Linked DNA regions of Mus musculus: region 2 is linked to region 1. The links are chromatin loops, found by intact Hi-C in ENCODE. Cell type or tissue: left cerebral cortex. All regions are shown on one strand.

Region 1 (8,000 bases):
AATCAATGTAATACAGCAACTGTCAACTCCCTAGAGTCCCATCAGAGTGGTGACTGTCAGCTGTGTAATGACAGTGCTATCCTGAGGCATGTTTTGGGAGAAAGGGCCCTGAACTTGGAGTCAGAGGTCTGGGATTTAAATTTTGTTTCTAACACTTCTCAACTGGTAACCTTGGACTGCAGGTCACTGCAGTCAGTTGTCCTACCTGCAGCTCTGTGAGGTAGGTGAGTAATAATTAGAGAGGCTATGGCTGGGGAAAGTGTTTCACGGATTACTGGAAGGCAATGCAATGAACAGTGGTCATCTTTGTCAGTAAGATATGAGTGTTAAACTAGTTAATTTAAAACAGTGTGCATCTGTACTTGTAGACAGGAGCCTGACATAAACACCACCAGAGAGGCTCCATCCAGCAACCGATGGATACAGATTCAGAGGCCCACAAACATTAGGTGGAACTCTGTGACTCCTGCAGAAGAAGAGGAGGAAGGGCTGTAGGTCCCTGAGGGGTCAAGAACACCATAAGAAACTCAGAGAACCAAAGCTGGACTCAGGGTCTTAGTGAGACCAAACCAACAATTCCAGAGTCTGTGTGCTAACCTAGGCTGTATATATATATGTATATGTATATATATATATAGTATATAACCTAGGCTATATATATATATATATATATATAATAGTTGTGTATCTTGGTGTTTTTTCTGGAACTCCTAACAGAGGATGCAGGGGCTATTTTGGATGCTTTTGCCTGCTTTTGGGACCCTTGTCCTCATACTGGGTTGCCTAGCTCAGCTTTCATATGAGGGTAGGTGCTTAGTCTATTTGCAACTTGATTGTTTGTTGGTATCCTATTGTTTGATATCCCTGGGAAGCCTGCCCCTTTATGGAAAGGAGGAAGAGTGGATGAGGAGCAGGAGACTGTGGGGGGAGGAACTGAGAAGAGAAAATGGAGGGGAAACTACAGTCAGGATGTAATATATGAAAGAATAGATTAATTTGAAGAAAAGATGTACACCTACTTGGTATGAGTGGTTTGTACTGAGCCTTTGTCCTTGATAACCACTCCTTGGGGGGCAAGACTGTGCCCAACAAGCAGGAATGGAGTAAGCTGGAGAATGGGTCTATGGTGGTTGTATCTGTGCTGAAAGCTAAAAAGGAGATGACTCTTGACAATAGACAAGGAGAACTGTAGGTAAGGACTATTTATGAAGATGAGGGCAGTATCTTTTAACATCAATGGCAATGTCTAGCAATCTGAAGGGAAAAATAAGAGCTCAGATATTCTTAAAGAGTTTGGGGTGGTTGGAGGAGGATGAAGAGCTTGGAACTTTGTGAGGAGCGGGTGTGGCGGCAGTCCCAAGAAGGCGCCAGGGACTGCAGCTAAGTCTTATGACTTGCACCTGACTTCCTCACCTGAATATAAGCCACAACCATCATGAGAGCTGCGCAGGTGTACCAGGATACTGGCGAATCCATTTTGGTGGAGATATGCCCCTGCTGCCCTGATTAGCTGAAGCTGCGTACCTGGTGAGGTGACGTGGCCTGCTGTGAGTGGATGAGGGCTGAGAGTATATAAGAGTGAGGGGCCCGGGTTAGAAAGAGGGTTATTATTCAAGAGAGGATTATTATTAGGAAGATATAGATGAAGAGAAAGAAGAGAGAGGAAGACTGAAGTTTGCTGAATAAACTGCTGTTAGAAGGACTGGTGGTCGTGTCGTTCTTGCTGGTCGAGAGCGAACGCGACAGAACTTGAAAAATGTTCTTTCTGACAGAACGTGAGAATTCTGATCAAGCACACGAGTCAGACATCTAGCTCAGGAAAGGACCCGGAGCAAAGGCTTCTGTCTCTTTGCTTCTTCCCACCTGCTCTAGATGAACTTAGCCTAAGGGGAGGGGGCTACTCATGAAGACCCAAGTCCTTAAGCCAAAACAAGTTTGGAGAAGAGAAGGGTGGCCCAGGAAGGCACTACAGAAGGCAGTCTGTATACTAGTTCACAGTGTTAATTAACTCAGTCCACACACATTGTAAGTCAAAGATGCTTCCCTAAACATTATCTAGCACCTGGCACCTGATGGACGATTTCTATCAACCCTTGTGTTCTGTAATGATCAGTTACTTCTCTAACCACAGTTACTTCTCTAACCATATCTTCTAAAGCTTAAGTATTGGAAACCAAACTAACAAACTGGACCCCAGTGGTGAAATCCCCAATTGTTCTTTTTGCTTCAAACCACTCAAATTGTCAATGCTGCCAACAACCCATCTTTGGATGTTTGGTGATGAGCTTGCCATCTGGTCATCTCAGTGCAGCAAGAAGTCACTGCAGCGATCTGTCAGTTTTTGGAAAGGCGGCTGATACAATTCTCTGAACTCTATCATTGCTTCAGGCTCAGTAGAAGGTCAGTTCGTTTCATGGCTGTTCATATTCTCCATTCCAAAGATGCTCTTCAGGTCTAGCTCAGGTGAAGTCTGGTTGAATTCTGAGAGAGGCTGCATAACAATGAGACCCTTACCTGAACTTATTGGCAGTGTTCAGGACTACATTACTCATAGGTAGCCTTGGAAGCAATCGAGTCTCTGTCTTGTTCCTTGAGAGTTCCTTCCATGAAAACCAGACTCTCTTCAAGAACAATTTTTAGGAACAAGTTAATCTAAAAGACATAAGTTTTTTTTCATTTTCCTTTATATACCTGTATAGACAAGTCTTCTACTTTGATCTCTTCATTCACTTTCACCCATTTGCCTATACTGAATGAGAACTCATTTTTGGATTATGTATCCATACTTAGTCAACCTGCTTGTTTGTCTCAGATATCTTAACCCTTTAATTCTTACCAGATTCTCTGTGCTGTTTCTCTTGAACACCTCTGACAACCTATTAATCTTGTAGTCTTCCAGGAGTAAAAGGGTGCCTGGATCACTTGAAGCTATACTTCCCCAGCTAGTTGGAAACTCTTTTACTATTTTCTTCCTGTGTTATGGCTGCCTCCATCAGCTCCTTACCATGTAACTGAATCTCTGACCCATCTTCAGAAAGTCACAGCCAGTTCTTGGGTCCCACATTCCCCTGTCTGAGACACTGGAGGTTGCCATCATTGTTGACACATAAGTCATTGTTCATGGTATAAAGGAGATTACCATTACATCATTGAAGACTTTAAGAACACTTATATGAAAATTTCCATGATTTCATTTGATAGGAAAATTATTTCCTGATATTTTGCTTTATCCACTTACAAGTATATACTGTTTTTTTGTTTATTGTTATTTTTCCATGTCTCTCTTTCCTTTAAGCTTTGTGAAGGCATTTAACTGACAAGGAAGGTATTAGTCTGAATGACTTCCCTGATAGCTATTAGTTAGTGGGATGATCAAGGATGACGAAGGATGCATAAGCCCTGGTCTTTGGAGGATGTATACATAGATATTAATAGATAAATTGGCATAGGAATGCTAAACTCCCTGAATATCCAAGAGAAGCCACTGCTGAGTGAAGCCACAAGAAGCAACATAGGAGGAGCTATCTACAGAAAGCCCAAGGAGTGCTCAGAGATAGGAGTTCCTAGAGGAACCTGAACCTGCACTTCCCACTGCCTTTCTAGAGAATGACTATAATTTATTCCTCTTGGAGGGCCTAGCAAAACTCAGGATTGAGAGCTGTGCTGGACACTAGATTTTTCTCTTCTTAGACTAAGTTGGTATGATGTTTCACAAATAGGTATAGTCTAAGAGAATCAATGATTCCTTGGCCTGTAGCATATTACTGTCATGCTGGCTTCTACTTTCCCTCTCCAAATCAACAGTACATACATGGCCAACTTCTCTATAGCTGTTCAGTATGATTTGTTTGTTTGGACCTCAAAGAACCTAGGGAGAGAGAAAATGAAAGAAATGAGTCAGCGATGGCATGATTCCAGGCATCATACCATCTGATTGGCAATGGAGATTTTTATTTTGGAAAAAGCAGTATGTCTCTCAGCTCCTAGATGGTATTAGGTGAAGAGCTTATATAATTCTTCCCTTGTAGAAGGGGATCCATTTAATATCACTAGACAGGTAGCTTTGATCTTGATTTACCTTAACTTTTCCTGGAAATGAATCACACAGACACTTGCCCTATTCAAAGACAAAGAGACAACTTTCTCTTTTTGGCTTACAAGTGAGCTTTAAGTAGGAGAGGGTCCTTGGCATAATCAGAGAATTGCTAGACTATATTTTGGTAAAGGGCAACCACTTTAAATTAGAGGCCTATATAGTGACTCAGACTTTGCATTTTTAGAGAACAGTCATATCCACTAACCTAAAACGATCTGTGTCTAATAATAACAGGGCTGCTTACGTTGCTGTTCACATCACCCACAGACCATCTTGGAGACTCCTATTTTAAACTCCAGCATGTCCTACGAAACATGAGGGAAAATGCCATCCCTTCTCCAATAGTTCGCTATCTGGAGAGTAGGATGTTCCCAAGGAAGACTTGGAAGCTTTTGAAATTGTCATCCTCTGAGGATGAGATTCTGAGACTTCCCATAAGCTCAAGACTTATGTTCCCCACTGAGTTTCCTCTGATCACCCTAGACACATTGACATTTAGCCTCACAAAATTAATTTCCTGCAGAATCCACTTGACAACCATGAACTGGCTCTGGGACTTTTCCATGTGATAGTGTAGTTTTTAAAGTTTTAAAATAACAGAATGTCGCTGTTTCGTGTGTTAGCCTTGTTTCTAATTTTATCATAAAATTTTGAGGCTAAGTCCTTAGTAAGCAATTTTGTATATATGAAACTGCATCTTGCTTAGGGAGTATGCGCAGAAAGGTGATATTATGTGCAGATGTCAAGTTGATCAGGTTGGCAGTCAATACCTGTAGACATTTTCATTGCATCTGACTTTACCCGCTGTCTTTTATTATCCTATCATCTTAACATAGTACCTGTACAGAATGAATGGCCAATAAATACCAATAGAGCCATTAAATGTATGGCAGAGCTCAGAAATATGGGACTAGCATCCTGACTACTGCACTAAGGACACACCTCAGAGCTCAGAATTACCTTTTCTCCCAAGTCACTGCCCTTAAAATCCAAGTTTTAGAGCTAAATCCTTGGCTCTGGCAGTCCCAGCCAAACTAAGCTCAGTCACTTGTGCCAATTTGCCAATTACAAAGACAGGAAATGCTGAACCAAAGAGAGAGGAGATTAAATCAATGCATCCAGAAGACCGTCAAATGGAGAGGCCCAGTGAATCCAAGTTTATCTTGGGCAGCTGGCATAGACATTAGGTTTAAGCTGAGAAGGAGCTGGGATGGGGCCAAGCTGGTTAGGGTGTGGTCTGGTAATGAGTGTCTCAGTTCTGGTTCTTCAATATCTTCTGAGAATTTGTTGTTTTCATCATTTGAGAGGAGCAATCTGGATCCTGAAAGGCCACTATTTCTGCCCCACAAAGCAGCTTCATCATCATGGAAAGTTACCCTTCTCTGAAGGTTGGTCTGTCTATCCAGGTTTTGCTACTACTCCCTGTAGCTGCAGGTTTGAGACTTAGTTATCTCTGCACCTTCAACCTGAAGCAGAACGAGGTAGGTTAGGCATATACTCCTTGAGTGATGAACCTGACCTATGAAGTGACAAGCAGCATTCTGACCCCAAATAAAGGGGACACAAAATGCAAGCAGAGATGCCAGGTTTTCTTCTTGCTTTGTTACCTTGTGAGCATAAAAGAGGAATCAATACCTTTTAGGATAAAAAGAAAGAAAGGAAACCCCACATCTAAGTGATTGCTATACTTGTGCAGAAAAGAAACAGAAATCTGTTTATCCCTAGAGTTTTTTAGAATAGAGAACAACATGCTGCTTTCAGTCTTCATGGAGAGGAATTTCTTTTATAGATCCTAATATCAGTCATCAGAAAACTCACTGCTTTCAGGGCAACTCCAGTTATTAGAAACATCTTCCTACATCTAGCATATGCAGGAAGAATAGGCTATGGTCCTGACACCAGTCAGAAAGAGGGGACACTAAAAACTGAACACAGCTTTCTTGGGCATCAGACTCTTGTTCAACATCCAAACCAATTTTAACAGCAGGATCAACCATAAGAAAGGCAAAAGTTCTCCACTTCAACAACTCTACCACACCATTAAAATAATAGGCACATTCCAATTTACAAGGATCCAGAACAAAGCCACTCCAATATTTCACTGATTTCTTTTTTCTTTTTGCCTATTGTTCAAAGTTTTTGCCTTTTTACTTTATCATACTTTCAAAAACTATGTTTTAAGTTCCATTTCATAAATTAATCTAATTTTATTTGTAAATTGTTTTTTTTTTTTTGCTATTGGGAAATTTATTTTCTTTCCTTTCATATTTGTCCTTCTTTCCTTCTTGAAGAATTTCCATATTATCTTCTTTCAACTGTATTTCAAAGTTATTTTATTAAAACAGCCTCAAATATTTATATTTCATTCTCCTGATATTAATATTTTTAGTTTATTGCTTTTTATGATCTTATGTAGCATTCTTCTACAATCATAGTCCCAATTTTCTTTTGCTTATTTAGCTTCGTTTCCCTTCTCATTTTCATGCCAACTTACTTGATCTCGTTTCTTTCCTATTTCTACACTTACCTGAAAGTCCCTCCAGTAAAGCCAGATGTGATATTAAAACTAATAGATGTACGAGTTATAACACAGAGAAACATGAAAGGGCAACATGACTTCCACAAGAAATTATAATTTTTCAACTCCCAAATTTGAGGATACTGAAATAGATATATTCCTAGGTAAAGATTTTAATAATAATTGAATTGTAAAATAATCAATGTCCTCAAATAAGATACAAAAGAGATAGCAGATGAATTCAACCTGAGACCTAGAGAGAAAAGTATGCAGCATAGAGGGAAAAGTTGACAAAATGGATAAAATGGTCAATAATATGGACCATTTTATAAGTTTCTGTGACTTCCTTTAACAACAATACAATGGGCTCACACCCAGACCTACATTGTAGAATCTAAAACCAAATAACTTCCAGAAGAAAATGTAAGAGAAAAATCTTTGTGGTTTCAGTTTGTTTTGTTCCTTTATTTTACTGCGACATGAAGAGAATTATCTCTAAAAAAATGAACAATCATGCAAACAAAATTAAAACAAGAAATAAAAATTTGACTTTAGTTGTGAAAAAGTAGGAACTGTAGGGAGCTGCGATGATATGAATGTATCTCATAATCATGGTGAAAGGAAGAAGCCAGAAAACATGCAAGTGACACTTGAGAGACATAAAACTGAGCAGCAGTTGCAAGGGGCAAAGAAGGAGGTGGGAGCTCTGTGAGAAAAGAGGTTGTAGTAGAAGGGATTGTGGGGGTCTTCATCACCCTAATGGTGGGGACAATGCTCATAGAAATACATTAGAGCATGCCAGCTTGACACTTTAACAATATGAGATTTATTGACTACCAGTTACACATTGGGAAGCTATTTTACAATCTTTAAGGTAATTTTTTTTCTTCAGTAAATCCATTTAACAGATGCAGAACTGGAGCTGGAGAGAAGGAAATGCTATCCTCCCTTCAATGGTCAAGACACCAGGTCTACTTATATTAGCCCAACCACAAACACAGATACTGGACTGTGGTATTATTTCATGACATCTCTAGCTTTATTAAGTAAATGAAATTCTTCAGTCCCAATATAATATTTGGAGCAACTGTAATACATATGGCTGATCATGGACTCAGATGTCAGTAAAAGGCACATGGCAGAGTTTGGACTCAATTCATTCCTACTACAGTGGACGTCTCTAAACTAGCTGTCCTTCTCCTGCATGTTTTATCATTGAGGGGATCCACAGTGCATGACGAACAAGGCTTTTCTCAAATATATTACATTATTTTCAGATCTATACTTCGTATAGGCTGCTAGAGCTACAAACATGAACTATCTGGGACTGTGCTGAGCTTATATCAATTCTTGTCCTATGTAATATTAGCTAGTTATCACTCCAAA
Region 2 (8,000 bases), 82 kb before region 1:
TGTTCCAAAACCAAAACTTAGGCCTAGAAGAAGAAGCTATCAGGATCTAATGAATTAGCCTGTTAAAAACATACCAGAAGAAGCCAGCCAATCACCTGTCATCAGTGCTGTGGCAGACAACCACTTTTTGAGAGTATCCTTGGTATGTTTTTGAAAAGAAAATGAATCTGGGTCGTGAGAAATCAAGATGCATCTAACAAGAATCCTTAGAGCCATAACTTCTGTGTACCCATCCATATTAATTACTTTGTGTTGCTAGGACAAAAACACCTGACATATGCAGCTTAAGGAAGGAAGGAGTTATTTTACAAGGTTTGAGGGGGTCCTTCATGGTCGGGTAATCACAAATACAGAAACCTGAGGACCCCAGTACACAGCACTTCTAGTCAAGATGTTGAGGAAGATGATTGCTGGGGCTCAAGCACTTCCGCCTGTTCATTCAGGACTGGGCTGCCCACACGAAGGGAATGTCTTCATTCCATTAAGCTAATCTAGAAAACTCCTCACAGACATGCCTCAAGATTTGTTTCCATGGTGACTCAAATCCCATCAAACTGACAAGCATAACCATTACTCCATCTCACTTACTTATCTTAAACTTCCCAACCTACCTTTTCTCCAAAACCTGTGATTTTTATTTTTTTGTCTTCTACTTTGTCCACACTATCTGATATGCTCTTGCTATCCACCAGTCTTAATCCTAGAATAATTGAATTTCTGCTACATCAGTCTCCTTGATGGGGTCTTAAATTACATGTGCCTTACACTTTTTAATTTGCTTTGTTCTGAACATTGGTGACTCCCTTGCCCCATTTCATATGTTAGACCCTGACATCTGGTGTGATAATATTAAAAAGTGAGGTATTCATTGAGGTGGTTTGATTGTGAGGGTTCAGCTTTATGAATGGAGTTTATGCTCTTACATCAAGTCTGCTTATCCCCTTTACTCTGTGAGAAGGTAGCTAGGTGTCATATTGGACACTGAGAGCATCATCTATTGGACACCAAGTCTGCTGGTACCTTCACTTTGTGGTTGCAGCCTCTGGGACTTTAATAAAGCTTTGTTCTTGGTGAATGACTCATTTTAAAGTGTTAGGTTGAAACTTACAAATGAATGGATTGGAGCTATTACAAAAACATTTTTATGCTATCGTTGAAATCTACCCATTTCACATCCAGAAGTGGGTATGAACCACCCTGTCACCTCCTCCAGTTCCTTCTCACCAACATAGTCCCTTGTCACAATTATTGTAGTACTCCCTAGCAGTCACCTTGTTTTCCTTTCTCATGTGGTCAAAGGAAATATACAGAGTAATATTTGCAAGACTTCCATCTCTGTTAACTTCCATGGAGTAAAAGTCAAAATCTTCCGTGCTGTTGTGAAAACTCCATAAGGCCTGGTCTCTGGTCATATTCGGGGCATCTTTTCTTTCTTTTTTTTTTATAAAGATATTTTTTTAATATTTTTTATTACATATATTCCTCAATTACATTTCCAATGCTATCCCAAAAGTCCCCCACACCCTCCCCCACACACACACTCCTCTACCCACCCATTCCCATTTTTTGGCCCTGGCGTTCCCCTGTACTGGGGCATATACAGTTTGCATGTCCAATGGGCCTCTCTTTCCAGTGATGGCCGACTAGGCCATCTTTTGATACATGCAGCTAGAGTCACGAGCTCCGGGGTACTGGTTACTTCATAATGTTGTTCCACCTGATTTAACCTTACTATCCTACTCGCATAGCCTTTCTTAAAACCTGTGCTAGGCATCCTTGTTGGGAGGAACAGCTTACTTTCTAATTGACTTCTTTCTTGCTGCCTCCTGCTACAGGCTGAGTGTTATGCCCTGCTCCTAAATGTCTATATTGAAACCTGATCCCTGAATGTGATGGTCTTCGGAGGAGGGACATTTGATAGATCTTTAAGTCCTAAGCATGAAGCTCTCAAGACCGGGATCAGTGCCTTCACAAGAAAGGAAATGAAGCTGACTGTGCTCACACATGTCTGAATCCAGCACTAGGGAGATTGAGGCAGGAGAATTGTGTAACATGGGGAACTCCAGTTCACAGGAGAAAGAGAGAGAAAAGGACGAGAGGGAAAAAGAGGCCTTGGTTTTCAATTTTATTAGCAAGCTGTAAAACATTCTTTATTTTCAGACCTCTGATTGACCAGTGTTTTAAGCTTGGACTTTCCAAACTCCAGAATTGTGAAAAATAAATGTGTGTCATTTAAACCACCCAGTCTAGGGTATCATCATCATCATCATCATCTGCACCTTCATCATCATCTTCACCTTCATCATCATCACTACAACTCAAACTGATAAAAAAAAAGTGGTCATATTTAAAAATGTCTATTTCCCTCCTGTCTTACATGATTAACTTACATATTACAAAGTTTTATGAATCAAAGCCAAGTCTTTACTTAAAGCTTCTTTAGTTTATAAGCTTCTAAATGGTATGAATTCCTCCCTATTAATCTTCTATCATGTATCACAATTTTTTCAGAATTACCAGAAATGTTGTAAGATATATTGCTCATGTGAATAAGATGGTGTGGGATGGTTGACGCAATTAGAAAAGATTTCCTATTCAAGGAGGCTGTTAGGAAATCCATTCCATCTCAGCAAAACAGCATTTATTCAAAGATGCCATTTTAGCACAGTTCTGTCCTGGGTTATGAGACATAACTTTATAGACCATTTTTATCTGGAAAATGGAAGAGAGATTGTTGGATTCTCTAGAGAAGTGGTTCTCAACCTTCCTATGGCTATGACCCTTGAATGCAGTTCCTCATGTTGTGATAACCCCCAAATATAAGAATAAAATCATTCCATTGCCACTTTATAACTTGTAATTTTGTTAGTTATGAATAAAAAGTAAGTATTTAATATACAAGATATTTCACATGCCACCTCCAAGGGGGTCAAGACCCACAAGTTGAGGACTGCTGCTCTAGAGCCCTTTATCTTCCTCTTCTATCTCCAAATAAACACAGTATCTGAACAATTTTGGGTGGAAAAAATAAAGAGAATGACTGTAGGGAAAGGACGATTATATTAAATAGCACCCCTTTACTGTAATAAAATACCTGAGCCCAATAGCTTATAAGAGAAACAGTTTATTTAGCCAATTGCTTTGATGTCTTCAAGTCATAATGAAGTGGCCTTGTTGCTTTGGGCCTCTGGTGGGGTGATAGGTGAGAATGAATGGAAATGCATATCAGAAGAACCCCTTGGATTAATGACCAGACAGCTGTTCATAACGAGAAAACAAGAATCAGGACCCGAAAACTCCTTCAAAGTCATGCAGAGCCTATGTCCAAAAGATCCACAGGACTCCCAGAAGCATGTTTTACCACCTGTACAGAGGTAGACATTTTAGAAGCTACTTCTCCTAACTGTGGGAGGAGTGTGTTTCTAAATGGTTCATTCTAGATATTCATTTATATTGAACTCTTCAATCAAATCCAAATGCCTGTGGCAAGGGATTGGAGCTTTATTAATGAATGTTAGATACATGGAGGCTACCAGAGAAATGAAAGAAAGAAACCATTTGCCTCTGGAAATGTGATCTTGTTTCCTAGGAAGGAAACACAGTTGTCCTGTCCAAAAGGGCCAGTTCTAAAATAGAGAGGGAAACAGCAGGACCTCTGTGGGTCAAACTCTAAGTAAGTATGCAATGAAGCTGCTTCATTCCTGCCCTCTCCTCTGCCCCCAGAAATTCCCTTTGTACTTCTCTCTGTCTTCCCAAAGATTAGTGATTCAGCCAACCTCCTGGTTATCAGGACATAGATCAAGGCTTAGAGTAGAACAGGTTGGGGGGGAAAGCTCACTTGGTACAGTGTTTTGCTGCATGGGCATGAAGACCTGGGTTTGGATCCCCAGCATCCCCCAAAATCTGAGCACTGTGGCATTCATGTGTAAGCTCTGTCCTGGGTAGGCAGAGAGAGATAAGTGGTACCCTGGGACATGTTGACCTGCCAGTCTAGCCAAATCAGCACTCCCCTGGTTCAGTGAGAGTGGGAAAGATGCTCGCAATTCAGCTCTCATTTCTATATGCATATTTGCATGTTTATGTACACAGATACACACACACACACACACACATACACACACACACTGGGATTAACTAGCATAGCAAGTACCATACAGGAGCTCTGTTTAAGTGCCATTTTTAATGTCAGCATTGACTAAGCATGAGCAGAATACTAAACATGGTACAAGTTGACACATCAGAACAATCAGAGCAGCTACAATCCATGCTGGAAAATTTACAACCCTGGTTGCTATGTTTTTAAACAGTGTCTGTTCACTGCAGACTATGTAAGATAAAGTTCCAAGACTCCTGACATTGTTCTGTCACTGTCTAGCTGAAGTGCATAGTTTGATTCTAACCTTGTGACTTACAAAGTAAAGTACCACTGTCTAAATGGTTGATCTTCACATTTATAAAACAAAATAAAATGCACCAAATTAACCAAAACCAAAACAACGACTCATGCTTTGACCATCACCCTCTGAATTTCTGTGACTCACTCCGGCCCTGCTGCTGGCACCCTCACTCAGCTTCTGGCTGGTTTCAACGTCTTCATCCAACTCTTGCCTCTCAGCCTGGTTCTGGCTTCCCAGTTACTAAGCACCAGTTTAGGGAGCCCTGGCTTCCCACGCGTCCTGCTGAAGGTTACAGTTTCTCCAGGAGCACACTCTATACCACTCTATTTCAAAACATCACTTTGTGTTATTTGTATTTCCTTATTTGATTCTCTTATCCACTAGACTGTGAGATCCTCAAGGACAGAGACTATGTTTTATTCATCTTTGTGTTTCTTGCAGTGCTTATCATGATGCTGAGCCAGATAGGCCTCAGTAAATGTGGGTTGAATGCCTGTCTGTCAGAAAAGTCCCCACATGCACGCAGTCAGCCTTGCAGCCAGCTCCTAACACTTTCCTTCTCTCTCAGCTCAGGCTCTGCCCTGAGACAGATAGGATAAGGTCTGCACAAAAGCAACAAAGTGTTTAAATCAATGACTCTCATAGAGGGGCCTGAGCAAAATCTTTGTTGACAAATTGAATGCCTAAAAGGAGATTTCACAGCCTATCCCTGTCTAGCACAGCAAATTCTGAAAAAAAAAAATGCGTTTTTCATAGTTGCCTCCCACTAGCACCTACATGTTATCCATGGGACTGAGCCAGCTGATCTTAAATGAGATCATCTCTGTCACAGACCACCTGTGTCACAAAATAACCAGAACCGTTAGCACTTTAGCTCTCCTGGTAAACTAGAGGGTGATTCAGTAGTAGGATCACAATGAACTGCATTCTGAGAACTAATTCATGACTATCATATATCTATAGCTGGCTATATATTGAGCATAAAGTACTAATGGGCTATGGTTGTGTTATGCCTCCAGACTTAACCTCCACTTCAACAGTAGTGGGAGATGAGGTAAACAGGTGTGTAGGTCATGAAGTCCCCCCCCCATAATTAGCTAATGATAAAGAGGCTTGAAGCTGTAGTTTGATTCTACTACCCATTCCCCGCTTTTCTCATCATTTTGCTTTCTACTATGACCAAAGAAAGTGAAACTATCACTAGATGTGGGTCCCTTGACTGGGAGCTTATCAGTATCCAGAAAAATACATTTATGCGTTGCACTTCTATACGTTATAATTATGCCCTTAAGTCATCCATCTCAGGAATCCTCTTATATCAGCATAAAATGAATAAAGAGAGGCTCCACGTCTCCCCAAAGACTCCCGCAACTTCTCTAAGCCCCACCTCTTATGTCTTTTCATCTCTTAGTAATTAAATGCCAGCAAGTCCCTGATCACTTCCTTAGATTTTTGCCATCATTTCTTCCACTTACCCTCTCCCCCTGGAGAAAAGAGTAAGGGACAAAATAAAAGCTTCTGTGGAGAAGCAGGAGAAACAAATGCCTTGCATACTTTATAAATCCTGTAGCTTGGACTTGATCAAAGCAAAGAGCTGTAGAGAGCTCTTAATAATTCTTGGGTGCTTATGGGATCTGGGCATGTATTGGAATTCCATACCATCTTGTTCCATTCCCTGAATGACTTCATGGGTTGGGTGACCATTTCTCTGTTTTGCATTTGTAAGTGGCAAACTGATCTATAGAGAGTTGAATCTATAGATTCAAGCATGTCCTACCACAATGTAGGATATGATCCTGCTTCTAGTTGCCAGCCATTCTTAATTGAGAGAGTTCTGTTGGTTGAAAGACTTATTTCTGAGACCGCATGCCTTTTCTGTCTTTGCTCCTCCAAGACTTTGAGATAAACATTTCCCAGTATTCTTTAAGTTCACTCCCTTAAGTTCTTTGCTTCAGAATATGCCTCTTCACCTCGGTTGTCTCTCCTCCTCCCAAGCTGTGTTTTGCTTTGGGCCATCACACAATGTGGGGAATATTTAATCCCAGCAAGTCTTGAAGGATGTACACCATTAATTTTAACCTGTTCAATTGTCCAATCTATTGCAAAATGTCCAATAGATGACTGAAGAGTCTTTAGTCACCCATTCTTGTTTGCAGTTTTGTGACTCAAGCAGTCAATGGATTATTTACTAATAGGACCGTTGGGTACCATGGACAGTTCCTTTGTTATTTGTTCTCCCTTTCTACTTTAGAAATGCTCTATCAAGATATACATCTTTTTTCCCCCTCAGAAAGACAAAAACACACATAAAAAGTCAGAATTTCAGGTGGGAGGGAAAGAGAGGGGACAAGACAGGAGGACAAATTCATGTTGGTAAGCTTTGCTTTTCCCTTGGTAGGAAAGCAGTAATCTGGCTTTCCCATTACATGAGCCTCTGATTTTCATCCATAAAGCTGTTCTATCCTATTCTTTTTGGAGTGGAAAAAAGACACTGCAAAGCCACACACCCTGCCAGCTTGGGATGCAGAAATGATAGGGGACCATCTCAGCAACTCAGCGGGAGGAGGGCATGTCAGTGGAATGCAATCAGGCAATGTCAAGTCCAGCAAGGAAAACTCGAGTTAACAACGCCCCTCTGCTTGTGAAAATTGTAGTGGCTGGAAAAGGAAAATGTATTTGAGAATACAGCCAGTAATAAAGTGCCTTCACTGGGAGGCAAGTTATGAGAAGAGAGATATCGTAAGCTAGATAATAACATTTGAGGTCCAAGGGTCTTTCTGACAGAGACAAGGAAACTCAAGGTTGGGGAACATCACCGAAGTGAGAGTGCTGTAATGAAAGCATACAGGGCATGGGTGGGCCTGAAATAGAAGCTGTCCATTCATGGACTTCATTTGGTGGGCTATGCAAATCTTATACCTTGATTCAGACTCAAACTTGAGTTCTATAAAATAATGAAAATAAAGTTTGCCTTGAAGGGCAGCTTGATGGTAAATTTAAATGATATCTGAGGAGCTCCTGTTAGTTATAATTGTTTCATAGATGAGCCCTTATTTTCTTTGTAGGCCTAATGTCATTTCTTTAAATAAAACCCTCCACAGACAGGATTGCAAAAAGGAGACAGGAAAATTAAAATAAAATAAAATAAAATAAAATAAAATAAAATAAATAAAATAAAATAAAATAAAATACCTGAAGTTTAAACCCAAATTTAAATTTTCAAATAGAAATCCTGTTTCAGGAACATGATAGAGAATCTCCTAATATCCAAGTGACAACTGGGCTGTGATTATTCTGACAATAGGAAGGTGAAAGCCTAATCTGGGACAAAAGGCCCTTTACCTTCAGAGTCCTCAAGTCTCCTTTAGGATTCATGACTGTCACACAATACTATTTCTGTGAAAACCTTTTACTCTGCAGTTCTTAGTCATGCTGTTTTAAGCATGGGCAGTGGCTGCCACTCTCAGATCAAGGAGGAGTGGGAGCATAGAGAATGGCAGAGTCTCTCTACCCTATGATGTTAGAGTAATTAAAGAATCTGAATCCATTGCTTGGGACCCAGCTTGGATGCTTACAAGCTAGGAGACTTCTCATCATTTGGCA

Evidence for each region. A loop is a pair of places that touch in the nucleus more often than their neighbours do. Peaks named below come from ENCODE experiments on the same cell type or tissue, not always from the same donor. Only the 100,000 strongest peaks of a DNase experiment are listed, where the experiment ranks them.
Region 2: it touches region 1 in a loop (2.2-fold over the local background); 2 of 42 quality-filtered maps call a loop at or near these places.

The regions. Positions count from the first base shown.
Region 1 is chr14:71,968,822-71,976,821 of GRCm38, forward strand. No RefSeq gene overlaps it. Among named protein-coding and RNA genes, the nearest start is that of Gm35079, 70 kb to the right of the region's middle. In left cerebral cortex, no CTCF peak of the experiment used is centred here; DNase peaks (open chromatin) are centred at 3,618, 3,941, 4,377 and 5,318; H3K27ac peaks cover 2,061 bases.
Region 2 is chr14:71,886,959-71,894,958 of GRCm38, forward strand. All of the region lies in intron 3 of 4930434J06Rik (RIKEN cDNA 4930434J06 gene), which reads left to right. Among named protein-coding and RNA genes, the nearest start is that of 4930434J06Rik, 34 kb to the left of the region's middle. In left cerebral cortex, no CTCF peak of the experiment used is centred here; DNase peaks (open chromatin) are centred at 4,660 and 4,852; H3K27ac peaks cover 916 bases.